2 separate regions of the Mus musculus genome follow, and region 1 is linked to region 2. Evidence: chromatin loops called from intact Hi-C (ENCODE). Cell type or tissue: left cerebral cortex. All regions are shown on one strand.

The links. Hi-C counts contacts between places; a loop is a spot of excess contacts. Peaks named below come from ENCODE experiments on the same cell type or tissue, not always from the same donor. Only the 100,000 strongest peaks of a DNase experiment are listed, where the experiment ranks them.
Region 1: it touches region 2 in a loop (4-fold over the local background); 2 of 42 quality-filtered maps call a loop at or near these places.

Annotation. Positions count from the first base shown.
Region 1 is chr1:192,187,496-192,195,495 of GRCm38, reverse strand. Kcnh1 (potassium voltage-gated channel, subfamily H (eag-related), member 1) reads right to left here and starts at 4,719. Exons shown (of 11, transcript NM_001038607.2): 1 at 4,410-4,719. The coding sequence starts at 4,488. In left cerebral cortex, CTCF peaks have their summits at 2,593, 4,816 and 6,268; DNase peaks (open chromatin) are centred at 4,006, 4,244, 4,784, 6,245 and 3 more places; H3K4me3 peaks cover 3,769 bases; H3K27ac peaks cover 2,730 bases.
Region 2 is chr1:192,477,041-192,485,040 of GRCm38, reverse strand. The region is part of intron 10 of Kcnh1 (potassium voltage-gated channel, subfamily H (eag-related), member 1); the gene reads right to left. Among named protein-coding and RNA genes, the nearest start is that of Gm31011, 35 kb to the left of the region's middle. In left cerebral cortex, no CTCF peak of the experiment used is centred here; DNase peaks (open chromatin) are centred at 2,043, 3,383, 4,468, 4,780 and 1 more place; H3K27ac peaks cover 6,001 bases.

The sequences.
Region 1 (8,000 bases), 290 kb after region 2:
CTGTGTATGTGTCTATGTATGTGTGTGCATGTATATGTGTGAGAATATCTGTGTCTATGTGTGTATATGTCACTGTGTATGTCTCTGTGTGTCAGTGTGTCTGTGTGTCTGTGAGGGTTTCTGTATGTGTCTCTGTGTGTATGCCTATTTGTCTGTGTTTGTGTGTCTCTATCTGTTTGTCTGTCTTTCCCTATGTTTGTATCTCTGTGCTTATATGTCTGTATCTGTTTCTCCATGTGTCTATGTGTGTGTGTGTGTCTGTGTGTGTGTCTGTGAGGGCATCTGTGTCTGTGTGTATCTATATGTCTCTGTGTTATCTTTCTCTGTGTCCATATGTCTGTGTGTGTATATATATATATATATATATCTGTGTTTGTCTCTATGTATGTGTATGTGTGTGTCTGTCTCTATGTGTGTGTCTGTGTGTGTCTCTTTGTGTGTATGTGACTATGTATGTGTATGTAAACCACAGAGTGCATATGGAGTTTAGAAGACAACGTTTAAAAGCTGGTTCTTTTCTTCCACTGTGGGTCTGGTTCAGGCTGTCAGGCTTGCCTGACAAGCTCTTTTCCCTGCTGAACCATCTTTCAAGCCCACCAATAGGATTTTAAATGATGGTTGGCATATTCAGGAGGAAAAAACCCTCAGGTGTGGATACTAATCATTCCTGCTGACTCGTAGCAATCCAAAGCACGGGTACTTATTAAATCTCTCCTTCTTGCATTACTCAGAATCAACCCAAGAAAGTTAAACTAGTTTCCAGTAAACACCTTTAAAGTGTTTTATTTTCTAATGTACTGAGAGGCCTAGGGAGCCATTGAGGCCAATCACTGCTGTAGGATATGAGCAACAACTGTAATCAGGATTTGCCAGGGTGCCTTTCTTCCAGAGCTCCATCTTCCAGGTGTCACATGGCCATTGTCACAGTCAGAGCAGCTGTGATCACCCACAGGACCCTGCCCAGGTGTGAACAGCCTGGCCCTGCTGCACATGGAAGGCTGAGGTGGGACTTAGAAAAGCAGTGTTCACACGCTCACCCATGGTTGGGTGGGCCTTTGGTGAGGCAGCTATTTGGGGGTGACTTATGCTCTTGTAATTAACTCCTAACCTATGCACCTATAAACTCATAGACTGGAATAGCCACCAGATATTTGATAACAGTATCAGGCCTATCATGTCTCCAAGAAAAGTCACACAACAAACTTACTATCCTCAGTGTTGTTTCCATCTATCCCCAGTGTTCAACAACTACGTCCAGTAAATCTTCACAGAATGAATAAACCATTTCCACCAGCTGATTGGACCCCAATCTACCCACCCATTTTGACAAGTCTGGGAACTATTCACAGAAAGAACTCTCAGCTCTTTAACCTTACAGTGGAGATTGTCCTTCCTTTGTTGAATCTTGAGGCCTGTGAAAGTGGCCCAGGGATCCCTGAGGAGGTATACACACATCCCCCACCCCCACCCTGTCCTGCAAAGGCAAATAGCTCCGGACTTCTTGAATGTACTTGTGCTCTCGCTCGCTCGCTCGCTCGTCTGCCCTGTCGCTCTGTTTGCGTGGCTGCTGGCCAACATGGATGCTGTTCCTGTTGATATAACATTTTGTTTCATCTCCACTGGGAAATCTGCTTCTTGCACTCTAAAGAGCACAGCCTGGATCTCCTCAGCTCTACCCCTCCACATGTAGGAAAGCTGCCAGAAGAGTCCTTACCCACACAGTTGTGAGGAAGGACGGGCAGACGAGGCAGTATCTAAGCTCTGTCTCATCTACAGCTCTGTGACACCCCAGACACTCGATACTCAACGCAGCCCAAACGTGGCTGGTTCTAATCCCGAGGCACCTCCTCTCAGCCATTCTTCTAGAGGTGACAAGAACATCTCCCCAACTGAAGCTCATCAAGTAGAGCGAAGAAGCCTCATGAGGTCTGGGATAGCCCGGTGGTACAGTGCTAGCCTGGCTTGTGCACGGCCCTGGCTCCGAGCTTTGACACTGAAACAAATCCAGGTGACCAGCAGCTGCAGGCACCTCTGCCCAGGCACGGTGAACCGGCCTCTTACACTAGGGCTCACTCTATTGTCTGTAGACAAGTAGCAGCAACGTCACCCAGGCCTGCTGGGATAAAAGGCCTAGCAAGGTGATTATGAAGTATTGCTATTTAAATGCTGTGATGACCAAAAATAGGCTGGCAGGTTTCAAGAAATGATCAATATTTTAAACAGGCTATTTCTGTAAAAGTAAAATGCATGCAGATGTGTTTCTCAGCATTCACAGTATTTAGTCACTCATAGACAGGGACTAATATGAAAACAATCACAAAAACTTCAAGTCAGCACTCTGTACCCTAAAACAGAGCATTTAAGGGGTCTTCCTGCTCCCCAGGATCATTTGGGCTTGTCTTTATTGTTGTTCCTTTTTAGTTGTTGGGAATCAAGCTGTCGGAGCAGGTGCTGAGATAAAAGGCCAGTGCTAAAAATACTCCACACTGCCTGCTTTATCGACGTTCTACCTATACTCACGCCAGGGAACTGCGCTGAGATCAACTGATCAGAAGGTTGGTTTAGGAGTTTTAGCTCCCCCTAGAAGCCCAGGCCACCCTGGCTATAGCCTGCAGCTTCGTGCTCCAGCTAACAGAGTGCACCATGGTTTCCCTCTAACTTCAGGGTACTGCCTCCTCTCCAATAGACAGACTTCTCATAATGTTCATGGCATTTATTATGCAAACGTTATACGTCCCTCAAGTGGGATCCCCAAGTCTGCAAAACAGTGCCCATATCGGGTCAGTTAAAAGCCATAATAATACACTAACTTCAACCATCGCTTTCAGATTTGTATGCCAAAGGAATTCTTCATGGCTGCCCATTTAGCAATTATTACACACACACACACACACACACACACACACATACACACACAAGAGGGAGGGGCAGACCCAAGTAATGACTATGACCTTGTGGCTGCCTGTTTAGCAGTCATTACACACACACACACACACACACACACACACACACACACACGGCCCCTGGTAGTAACTGTGACCTTGCTTTAAAGACTCCTTTAAACCTTGGAGGGAAAGGTAATGACCGAGTAGTACTCATCTTTAAGAGGCACACAACAAAGGTGAGATAATTTCTAAGAAAGCTCTTAAATAGTAGGTAAGATTTGCTATGGTAGCCCACGGGCTTTGTCTTGTAAACTTAAGTCCCTTTTTAATTAAAGACACTGTATAAGAGGCAGGGGTCAGTTTTCACGCCCTTCCATTGAATCCCTAACTGAATTCAGCTGGAAGCTCATCACTATCAACCCAAGTTCCAAGGCTGCACGCCATGTTTACACTGGCAAAACCCAGCTCTTGAGTTAGGTCCCCACAGCCTCTCCAACGGAGAGAGTCGCCTGCTTCTGGAAGGAGAGGGGCCCAGAAGTCTGCTAGGGGGATCTCAGAATTGGGTAGCCTGGTGAACAGGTGTATGCAGCAACTCCCCATCTCCAGGACTGTATGTGCAAGCTGTGGGTCGGAAAGGTTTGGATAGCTCCCTTTGGATCGCTACTCTGAGGACTTTTCGCCTTCTGGGCTTCATGCTAATAAACCATAGGAAACTGCAATCTCTGAGTAAAAAGGTGTCGAAAATTATTCCCCTTCCATCAGTCATAGTAGGACTCTCTCCTCCCAGCTACAAAAACCTCGTGCTTGTGCACAGGTTTCTTGGGTAATGAATCGGCTTGTGATGGAGGACAAGATTGGGAGGGTTTAAAAGAGACAATAGATGCCAAATTTGTACCCGGGACCACTTAGTTCCCTCTGTTTCCCCGGCTGAGTCCAGAAAAACCATCGGACCTTCGTGAGCCATTTGCTCTAGCTGGTTGGCGAGGGTGCATAAGACAGCCCTGCCAAAGGGTTTCTTCTGGTCAGACTTTCCTGCTTAAGGGATGGAAGGTGGAGTTGGCAACGTCCCTGCACCCGAACAGGGCCAGGACCAGTAGCCCAGCTCTGCTGCTACCTCTGGCCTCCCTGCTCCTCAGGACTCCCGGGGAGCCTCCGCGGGGAGGCGGCCAGTGCGCATCAGGAGCGCAGTGCTTGAAGGTGGCCAGCCTGCAGCCACTTTTCGCATGACTTTTCTCACCAAATGCCAGGCTTTCCTGGAGAGGACAGCGGGAGGGCGCGGGAAAAGGCCCCAAAGGCGTAGGCTAGAGATCTCTCCTCCAGAGATGGGGCACACTAGACCCCCTCCAGCCCTGCCCACCTCCCAGGCCCGCAGGCAAGAGAAGCTGGTGAGCGGAGCTCCGGGATGCCCCCGCATCTGTTGGCACCAGGCGGGAGGCGTCTGCAATCACCGCACTCAGAAAAAAAAAAAAAAAAAAAAAAAATCAAAACCCACCTGGGCGACAGAAATCCAAAGGCAGTTCTTACCGTTGGACCGCCGCACGATGTTCTCCAGAAACGTGTTCTGCGGGGCCACTAGTCCCCGCCGGCCGCCAGCCATGGTCATCCTCCCGACTGCCGGACTCTGGGGGCGTCCGGCGCCGTGTCTCACCGCAGCAGGCGGCCGGGTGCGCAGCCCGCAAGCGTTCCTGGCTCCACGCGCCCCATGCGCTCCGCAGCCCCGGAGCGCAGGGGCGGCGGCTGGCTCCCGCTGCCGCCCTCGCTGCGCTCCGCACCTCCCCGCTGCGGCCCGCCCGGGTGTGCGCTCGAGTGCCCCGGGCTCGGTGCGCCGCGGCCGCCTCCCGTGGGCGGAGGGAGCCAGCCGGTCCAGGGCGCCCCCTACCGTGCGCGCATCCCTCGGGGACACAGCCGTAACCAAGAGCCACGGGGTGAGGCTGGAACCGGAGCGGCACCCTCTGGGTGCAGCGGGAAGTGTTATCCAGAGTGTGCCTGGGGTGTGCAGAGCACGGTGAGCAGCTTTATTGGTAAAGTCACATACACACACACACCCGAAAAGGTCACAAGAAGACTCTTTCTTTACGCGGTGTCAGATCGGAGTCAGAACCTTCAGGCTCTGCAAACAGCATGAGCTGCATGTCTATCCAGCTTCCCCAGAATTAACCAACCAAGTGTCTAAGGGCAACAACTTACAGAGTGACTGCCAGATTCAGCTCCCAGGAGCCGTTTTGGTTTGTCTTTACCATCAATGTGCCTGCAGCCTCCTCAGTTGATAAATGGCTTTCACCTGTTTGGCGTCTTCTCTTACAGAGCAATCATTTTACCAAAAAAGAAAAACAACAAAACATGAGTTGGCACATCGGGGTTTCCAGCTACAGTACAATCTCTTAAGATTTGTGTGTAAGGTGAAAAAAACAAAAAAAAAAACAAAAAACGGGAACTGGCTGTCCAGCATCAAAGAGGAGGGCTACTTCTGAAAGCTTCCCAAAGTAAAAGTACATCAGATTTTAATTAAACAGCCATAGCTGTGGCTTGGAGAAGCATCCACAAGGCACAGGTGAAGCAGGTGCGGCTTCACAGCAGGTAGAAATGACTTGGACCTCTTGTTCACTGAAGGAAGAGGGGGTGTTCCAACTGCACATAATGTGTACCTGTCGTTGTGCTGTGCGTGTGGCGGGGGACTGAGACAATGCCCACAGAAGGATGCATTGCTACTTGACTGGTTAGTTTCCAACTGGACAAAGATTCAAAATAAAATGCAAAGATAAACCCGCCGCTGAAGCCCGTGACGCCGGGGCTCACCTCCGGAAACACCTTAATGGTTCGCAAAGACACACTGTCTCAATTTTTTAATCTCAGAAGCAGAGCCAATTCCTTCCAGGCATTCTCTGAGTGGTCGAGCACTGCGGAGAATAGACGGGGGGGGGGGGGGGGGGATCCTGACTTTAAAGTTCTGTGCGGGAGGTCTGCAAAGATGGCTCAGCACCTGAGAGCACTCTTGCAGGAGACCTGCGTTTAGTTCACAGTAGGCCAAAGCCATCTGAAATTTCAGTTCCAGACCATTTGATGCCCTAGTCTGACTTCTTCAGGCACCAAGCATGTGCATAGTACACGTACAAACATGCAGGCAAAACACTCAAACTCACAAAATCTGTCTGAAAAAAAAAAAAATAAGTGCCAAATCAAATGTCATTTTCAGAGTGACTAAATTAATTGGGCCATTATAAATGTCACCTTTCATCTATCTGTGTGGATATAACTCAAGCAACGCTCCTGCCAGCAGAAGATGGCTCGGCAGGACTGGTGTGTGCTATGACTTGAAGGTAAAGCTGCATCTCTCCCACTGGATAACGGCTCCCTGCAGGTTAGAGCTGTGATTTCTTAAACACTGGCTCCGTCTAGTGGTTCTTTGTTCTATTACAAATGAGGTAAACTACTCAAAGAGAACTTGATTTTGATGGCTACCCACTTCATTTGAGTAGGTTCCTTTGAATAAGGCAAGATCTTACAGCTGTGCCATGCATGATGGAAAGTGCTCAAGGGGTAGCTTTACATGATTGTGTGTGTGTGTGTGTGTGTGTGTGTGTGTGTGAGAGAGAGAGAGAGAGAGAGAGAGAGAGAGAGAGAGAGAGAGAGAGAGAGAGACCCTTCAATCAAGATCATGCACCTGTTTGTGGAAGTGAAAACAATGGGGGTTGTGGGGTGGGGAGAGGCATCTGACAGAGAGAGACCATAAAATTTCCCTCCTACTCTGTGGCTTAGATAAAAAGGAACAGGTGTCATTCGTTTGAGGTGAGAGCCTTGGTGGGCTACCTGTTAAAAGGAGCTCAGGAGTAAGCTTCCCATATGAAGTATGCCATTTCTGTGGGTCTCAAAGCAGATGTGTGTATACACCTTTTCAGAGAGTGATTCCCATGGCACACAAAAACTACACTAAAACATCAACAATCTTTAATCACATTGAGAGAGTTCTTTGGGTCTTTGAAAGCACACCCAACGGTACCCTGTATCTGGCTGGTCCTTGGCTCCTCTGACTGAAGGAACAGTCCAATTCTTTCCTGAGACTTACAGGAGGAGGCTGCTCCTGCCCCATCATTCATAGAACACATGGCATGTCTGAAGCCAGCCTGGACACACAAGAAACCTTGTTTTGAAGCACAGACACAAATACACACAGACAGAGACAGACAGAGATGGAAACAGACACACACACACACACACCACGTCTCTATTGAGCTTATAAGCAGAGGATCCAGTAGTTATACTCACAGGAAACCCTGTGATACTCGCTCGGCTCACCCTGAGTCAGTGCTGGGGCAGAGCTGCCTCACTGGGACTCCAGCCTGAACCTAATGACAGGGGAAGGATGTGCAGCTGTGGCCATGACACCTCACTGTGACTAATAACTCATTCGATATTGACAAATTTTGTAAAATTGTGTTATATCCTTCCAAGTGCCCAAAGCAATTACTCATCTTTCTCATTTCCTCTGATGAAAATACAAAGGGTGAGGCTGAGGCCATAGCCCGGTCAGTAAAATGCTGACAAGCATAAGGACCTGGGTTCTATCCCCCAAACCCAGTTTAAAAGAACAGGGTGAGGAGCTAGGAGAGATTAACAGTTAAGAACGTATGCTAATCTTGTGAAGGACCAGAGCTCAGTTCCCAAAACCTAAGTGAGGTATCTCATGGTCATCATGAATTCCAGCTCGAGGGAATACAATATCCAATGCCTCTGGCCTTTAAAGGCACCTTCACTCATGTACACACACACACACACACACACACACACACACACACACCGTCCTAGTACTGGAGATACAGCAACTGGCAGATCTTCGGGATTTTGCCAGCCAGCAGCCTCACCTGCCCAGCAAGCTTCAGACCAGAGACTGATTCAGAAAAAACGAAGGTAGTTGGTGCCTGAGATTGACACCTGAGATTGTCCTCTGGCCACCTCCCACAACCACATTGCTTGCCTATTGGAGAATAATAAAGCTATTAACAAGGGTTACATTTTATTTTCAAAACTATATACATAAGTCTGGTTTGTACCAAGCAGTGAATTGAGTCTAAGGAGGTGAGGGTGTGGTAGGGACTCTTGCATCTGAGGAACACTTTT
Region 2 (8,000 bases):
TTGGGTAACTTCAACATCCAGACTTCTGATCATCTCCCATAACATGGCTGCCATTTCAGGATTGGTTGGGGAGGCATTTGTAAAGGGGAACCCATAGTCATGACTAATGTAGTTCCATGGACAGAGTGTGGACAGAGAACATACTGTTGCCTCACTTTCTCATGTCTAGGGTAAAGAGACATGACACCATCTGGTGGACATTAACTATCTCCTTCCTAAGTCCTAGAGAGTCACAGTTGTAGATTCAAATTCTAGGCATGTGTGATAACTCAGGGGAAGAAGGGTTTCTTTGGCTTATAATTCCAGATCATAGTCCACTATCACGGAAAGTCAAGGCAGGAACTTCAAACAACTAGTCATACCATACCCACAGTCAAGAGCACAGGGAAATGAATATGTGCAGGCTCACTGGCTTCCTTGTGATCAGCCTGGGTTTTCCACTCAATACAGTTCAGGACTCCTGCCTAGGGAATGACAACACCCACACTAGGCCAGGCCTTCCCACATCCATTAACTTAAATAAGACAATCCCCACATACATGTTCACAGGCCAAAGCAACACTACGCAGACAATCCCTCATCAGGGCTCTCTTCCTAGTTAAGTCCTGGTGGGGTCAAGCTGACAGTCGAAACTAACCACCTTGGTGTCTGCAGTCAGAAAGAAGAGAAATGAATGCTGGTACTCAGCTCACATTCTTATTTAGTCAGGACTTCAGCCCAAATGTTGCCTCCCTATTTTAAGAATAGGTTTTTCCGTCTCAGTTAACCAAATCTACAAAGTTTCTCACAAACAGACACAGCTAGAGATTCATCTCTTAGGTGACTCTAGATCTTATAAACTTTTGCTGACATCAATATTAATCATCATTATGTTCAGTAGTCTCAATTTCTCCAACTCCATCTTGCTTCATGGCCATCTCACAGGGGCACAAGCAGATAGATGAGAGAGTAGGGGGTGGCTGGTTGGTGGTCTCTCAATGGTCCCTCACTGAACTCTGAATGCCTAGCATGCCAGAAAGAGAGCTCTGGAAATAGCAACCTCAGATGTCATCGGTTAGAAAGTGATCCCACTAGAATGAGATGACCAACCCAAAAAAATTATTCTTACAGAAAGGGGAAACTGAGATACATGTAGGTTCCCATGGGAAAGCATAATGTGGTGAGACCAGAACTAAGGGTGACACCACAGAAGCCAAGGGGATGGAAGATGGGTAGCAGCAGTGAGATTCTCCCTCAGATGCCAGAGGAAACTGACTCTATAAATGCTTGACCTTGGACTTCAGTTCCAGGACTGGGTTAGCTGGTTTGTGCTACTTACACCTCTCCATTTGTCATAGCAGCTGTAGCAAATGAATCCAGATGTCAGAGAGGCCACATGAAGTTATGCCTGTATGTATATAATAATATGATTCTCTCTCTCTCTCTCTCTCTCTCTCTCTCTCTCTCTCTCACACACACACACACACACACACACACACACGTGTGTGTGTGTGTGTAAATATATATATATATAACTAGGAAGAGGCTAGAAATGGTAGAATATATGGGTGGAAGGATAGAAGGCTATATATGGAATAGTAGACCCAACTGTTGTGTAGGTGTTGTGCCTAACTTTTCCCAGCCCAGAAACCTCTGAAACCATGCAAGGGAGAGAGTGCTGGTCTGTTGGGTGAGTCTTGGGGAAACATCTCACAAAAGACAGAGAGATGTGCACTATACAGTTGCAGTGGAAACTGATCCTTGTGAGCATCCTGTGGGACAGATATTCTCAACCTTGTTTTACAGAAAATGGAGCTGCCCCTTGTCTCAGGCTACATTGTTAAGAAGCAGCAGGCTTGTGTCTACCTGGCCTCAACATGGGCTCTCTATCCTACAGACCTGATTTCATGCCCAAGTCAGTGACTTAGGTATACTATGTCTTTACCTTGTTCAGTCCAGAAGTTGGCTGCACCTCTGTAGCAACCAGAGGACAACCAAGGATCATCTCAAGGATGCTGCCCTCTGCCATAATGCTAACTTCATGATGCTGGCTGTTGGCACTAGCGTTTCAATGCACCCATGCTCACCCACACTCTGTGCTCTGACTCAGGCTCTGCTAACTCTAGAACTTCCTTTGGTTTTATCCGAAGCCCTTGGCTCATAGAACTCAACCTAGGCCCATTCTTAGCCAAGCTTTCCTCTTTTTGTCTACACATGCATCCTTTCATGGATGATGGAAAGGCCAGTGTCATCACAGAAACCTTGCCTGCTGGAGATTTCTGCCTCTGATTTACCCTGGGGATTGCCACCTGGGCCTCTGCTCAACTGTGCATAAACTTTGAGGCCCTGGGTAATTTGGGTCTGGTGCTCTCCTTGGGAATCAAGGCCTGGCTCCTTTCCATCTCCCTATATTGCATTTCTGTTCTAGGTTTTGCCAATCAGGCAGGTTAGCTTTGGCCAGGAGCCTGTGGTGCCTGCTTCATTTCCCTGCTGGTGTAATGTGACTGATAACTGGTTTTTCTTTAAAACAATTCACAAAACAAACAAGAGCATCTATGAGCTACCTGTTTGCCATACCTCTTTTTCCAGCATGCAACACCCTGCCTTCCATTCTGTCAACTGGTGCTTTTCAAAGAGAGGGGTGGCTACTTACAATCCCCCCAAGAAGCCTTCCCTCATCTTCCAAGGACAACTACATATTCCCACATCTCAGCTAAGCACCTCTGCTTAAACTTCCAGCGGGTTGTATTCACATCTGTGTGTTAGGACACAGACCCATGCACACAGCAGTAACTAACATAGACCTCTCTCAATGGACTAAAGGTAGTCTGTTTTCAAAGAGTGGAATGTTCAGAAGGCGAGTACACAACATCCATTCTCTTTAGAACCAAGAAGCAGGCTGGTTTCTTGGGAGCTGTAAGGGCCCACACATTCTCCTGGGTCTTAGGAGGCTTCTCACAGCTGAGCTGTGCTTATTGACCCCTTGCCCCATCCCACAGACTGCTCCTCTGCCGGGAGCCTGTGGGAACAAGCCTGATGTCCTCTCAGGTGCCTAGGGGACTGTCAGGGGAAGGCTGTGAAGATAAGGCATGTTGGAGTGAGAACTGCACAGTGGGCTGTGTACAGATTCTCTGCTGATGGCCCACAGTCCTGTGCTCTTAGGTCAGTTAATGCCTGAACCTCAGGTTTACAGTTTTCAGGATGGGATCCTCAACAGCTCATGAACAATAAATGTCTCCAGGTAAAATGAGAGGCAAGAGTGGGGACAGGTGGCAGAAAAGATCCATGGTGACTCTAAAACTTCTGGAAATATACCTTTTTGCCACCCATTAGAGGCAAGGACAGGCTTCCACCTACTCTGACAGTCATGTGGTCATTTCTGGAAGGACCAACAGACTGTACCAAATGACTCACTAGGTGCTAAGTGGGCCTCCTGCCCCTCCCTATGGGAGAAAGCCAATTCTCTTGTGCCTTGAGCCTCAGCCTACATGGTTAGATTTGAACAATACACAATATTTTCTCTGCTTTGAACTGAAATTGCTCCCACCAGCAGCACCTGTTCTAGGGAGGCTGTGGAACCTTTAGGAGGTGGGTACTGGTTAGCAGAAGTAAGTTAGTGGGGCAGGTCTTTAAAAGTTATAACCTCTGGGCTTCAGCCTGCTTGTTTCTCCCAGTCTGCCTGGAGAACAGAGGTGGGTACAGCCTTCTCCAGCCTCCTGCTACCATGAGCTGCTCCCTAGTGCCTTCCCAGCCATGATGAGCTGAAACACGCAGAAATCATGAATAAAACAAACCTTCACTGTCTCAAGCATGGTAGGTGCAGTGCCAGCACCTACCTGGTTCTAATCCTAGGCAGGTTGGCTCCATTCAGCTTTGCTTTAATTTTCTCACTAAAAAAAAAAAAGTGTTCTTGAGATATTTTTATCCATATATTTTGAACTTGGGGCACATCTAAATCAAGTGTGTAATTGTCTGGCACCAAACCTGTTGGACATTGTAGGTGGCAAAGGAACATGGGATCAGGAACCAGAGGTGTCTCAAGAGTATGTGGGATCAATTAATGATAATCCCAAGAGAAGGCAAACTCACTTTTAGAGTTCTTATTGGGGCAGATGACGATTCCCAGGATAAGGCCCTAACCGAGATCCACAAAATACCTCTGCGATACGGCCTACAGTTGTCCTGTCTAGTTTGGTATGATGAAGCAAATTTTAAAGTTGACTACTCAGTTGCATTGACCACACTCCAAGGGCACATTAGCAAGGCCAAAAGCTTCACAGGGCAGAAGTCAGTACAGTGCAGAGCATCCCCACAGACAGGCCTATCGGACAGTGCCAGTTTGAAAGGACCAGCTCCCATGAAATGAGATGAGAGGGCCCCATCTTCATAACATGAATACTATCTGTACCTGACTCTTATGCAACCAAATTCAAATCCTGCCAAGATGGAGTTACTTTTCTTGGCTAACTAAAAATGTGGAGCAAGGCAAAGTTTCCTTTTCTCACTCCTGGAGAGCAGGGCTTCCCTGCAGTTCTGGTAAACAATCTTTGGTCTCACAAGATAGTGGGCAGGCCTAGTGAGACAAGGAAGGTCAGCACTCACGTGCTCCCTCCGCTCCTGCTCCCGGGACGATGAATGCATGTGTCTGCATGTGCTTCCCTTCTTCCCTTCATTGTTCTTCAACGTGGAACAGAAAGAGTTTTCCGTTCTTGCAAAAAGAGTCACATCAGTGCCTTGGGAACACACACACAAACCAGAAGATGGGACATACCCCGGTCATGTGGCCATTTCTGGAAGAACCAACAGACTGTACCAAATGACTCACTAGGTGCTAAGTGGGCCTCCTGCCCCTCCCTATGGGAGAAAGCCCAATTCTCTTGTGCCTTGAGCCTCAGCCTACCTAACTTGAATTAGTTCTGCCATTTAGAATTTACAAAGAGCATACATGGGCTTGACCTACCCCCTCCTCCATGTGTAGCAGATGTGCACCTTGGTCTTCATGCGGGTCCCTCAACAAACTGGAGCAGGGAGCTTACTCTGACTCTGTTGCCTGCCTGTGGATCCTGTTCCCCCAACTGAGTTGCCTTGTCTGGCCTCAGTGGGAAAGAATGTGCCTAGTTCTGCAGTGACCAGAGGTGCCAGGGTGGGTTGGTACCCAGGGTGGAATAGGGAAAGGGGTGGGGGGGGAGGGGCTTGTGAGGGGGAACTGAGAAAAGAGGGGAGCTGTAAAGTGAATATAAATAAATTGATGGGGAAAAAAAAGAATTTACAGAGAGACCAGGTAAAAACAAAGATGTGTGAGGAGCAGAGGGTAGGTAAAGAGAGAGCTGGGGATTCTTTGCATTCTTTTGACCAAAAACAGAAAAGGAAAGAGGTAACCCAAGACAGTAGCAGAACAGAGCTCAGCAGACTTAGAACCTGAGTGGCCACTGAACTGTGCCAGCAGCTTGTCAAAAGAATTCTAGTTGTAAGGCAAGGACATTGCTATGATTAGTGATGTCAACTTGAGAGCCCAGAATCACCTGTGAGATGTCTGTGGGGGCTTATCTTCCTGGATTTAACTGATGTGGGAAGCTCCGCCCACTGAGGGTGGCACCTTTCCCATGTGGGATCCTGGACAGCACTAGCATGCATCCTGTTCTCTGCTTCCTGATTGTGGATGCCATGTGACAAGCAGCTTCAAGCATACGCTGCCTTGACTTCTCTACCATGATGGGCTGTACCCTTGAACTGGGTGGACCAGAATAAACCCTTGCTCCTTAAGGTTGTTTTTGTCTGCAGTAATTTTTTTTTAAATCAAAGCATCAGGAAAGGAAACTAAGATATCGAAGTAAGAAGAGCTACGCACAGCTGAAGAAAGCAGACAGTTGTTCAAGGTCAAGTTCTTTAATTAAATAGTTATCTCAAGGTCAAGTCAGCTTGGCAACAGTCTGATGAAGAAGATGTGAGGGCTCTGTGCCAAGGAGAGAGGGTGAGGTCATTAGGCCAGAATTAAAATTCTATCTGATGGCTAACTGGAACTTGCTCAAATGATCTATAAATAAGATCTCCCCTCCCAAACCCCCCAACCCCTGGCAGCCTCAGCCAGAAGTTATTCTGTGTCCACCTGCACATCACCTGCTCTCCTTGGTGGGGTCCCGGCCTCAGGGACCCTGGCCTGGGCAAAGCAGCAGAGTGTTCTCGTGGCTGTGCATAGAAACAATGATAGCAGTCTAGGAGATCCTCCCTGCTCCTTGTCAGTGTCCAGGAGAGTTGGGTGTCCTCACAGCAGTGGGAATAGAGGAACTAATAAAGCTACCCATGTTGCTATGAGAGGCAGCTCCAACCCCAATGGTGCCGCTTCCTTCTGCATCCTCTTCCATACAGTGTTGGGAATCCCCGCCACTTCTGGAGCTTCAGAGTCAGAGGGCCCCAGATACCCATTCCTCTGATGGAACTAACACTCAGCAATCCAAAGAGTCTATATGCAGGAGCCCTTAGCATGTGGGAGTCACAGACAGGAGTCAGGCTAATCTTCCTGCTTCCATTCAGGTTTTTTGGCCTGTATATCAGGGCTCCTCCACTGACCCAGGTTTATACACACAGTAGGTAATAAAAACTCCTGGTGTCTGAAAGCTTTCAGATTTTCTCCAATGCCCAGGCTCCACTGCTCTGGCTCTTTGCCCTGACACGGTCTCTGCTGATAATCAGAGTGGTTTTGAACTCTAATGAAAATCCTGCGGCAAGAGTGTGACTCACAGAGGCTGCCACTGGCTTCCTGAGCACGCAGGAGTGTGCGTTAATAACATCTTTAGATCTTAAAAAAAATGCATTTTCTCTGGAGGTACTTTCTGAGTTGTTTGTGGAATAATGAGGCTGCGGACAGGACTCCAGAACTTGAAGGGGATAGCTGGTAGAAATGCACTGCTGGATACTTCCCTCAGTAGATTTTAAACTCCCCTTAGAAGAGATGTGTAGCTGCTCCCAGGCACAGGGCACACAGTAAAGTGTCTTGGTCCCTCCTGCTTCCCTGAGAAGCCTCAGCAACTATATCGAAGGGGGCTATAGTGAGTCTGGGCCATCCTATTTCCTGTGGCTACAATAAGGACACCAGGTGGGCACAGCTTCTCTGCCCCCCACCCCCATCTAGTTCTAAACTGACTCCTGCTCTACTGAAGCTGATGTTCCTACATACCTGGCTTTCTGTCTACTGCCAATCACAGCATTCAGTTCCCCAGTGGATTTCAGCCCTACTCTTAAGCAAATTCACTGGTTGGGCTGAGTGAGCTTCACAAAGACAGGAAAAAGCAAAAAACGCCCCAGGGCCAAAGCCCTGAACTTCAGACCTGGCAGCTATCCTGGAGCTATTATAAAGTAGGGATGAGGGTGTCTGAGTATGTGCAGTTTCGCGGCCCTGATCTGGAATGAAGAGGTGAAGGAGCAACGGGCGTTCCTAAGGGGAAGCAGAGAAGTCTGCAGAAAGAAAGAAGGGACTACCAAACCTCGGAAGGTTTCCTGGGACCCTGAGGGCTGTTTTGAAAGCAGCACTTGCTGCTCTGTGTGCTCACCCACACTCATAGGAGCTTGCATTTTCCTAACACATTCTGCAGGAATACTACATAGTTATCACAACCACTGGCTGTCCTCTGTGCGGTGAGGACACCTCACAGGAAACCTATGAGTGATTACCCAGGGACCAACATCCTGGGCAAGGCAAGGGGGGGGGGGGGCAGTTCTGTGCCTTTGCAAACAGGGAACAGAGGTGTGTAGATGGAGTCATTAATGACAGAGATTAAATTTGTCCTCCATGACTCCTGTCTCCCTCCTTGCTTCCCCCATATCTATGGCATCCATCCTTAGCCACTCTTGGAATTACAATATACAATTATGTTGGTTCCCCTTGGTTGGATCAACATATGAACTCAATAAAAGAGGTAAAATGGTTGACTAGCCCTATCTATAAACTATTTCAAAATATCTTAGAATTATTCCAGGAAAACGTAGCAATTTATACACAAGAAATAGGAGAAAGGAAATTTAAT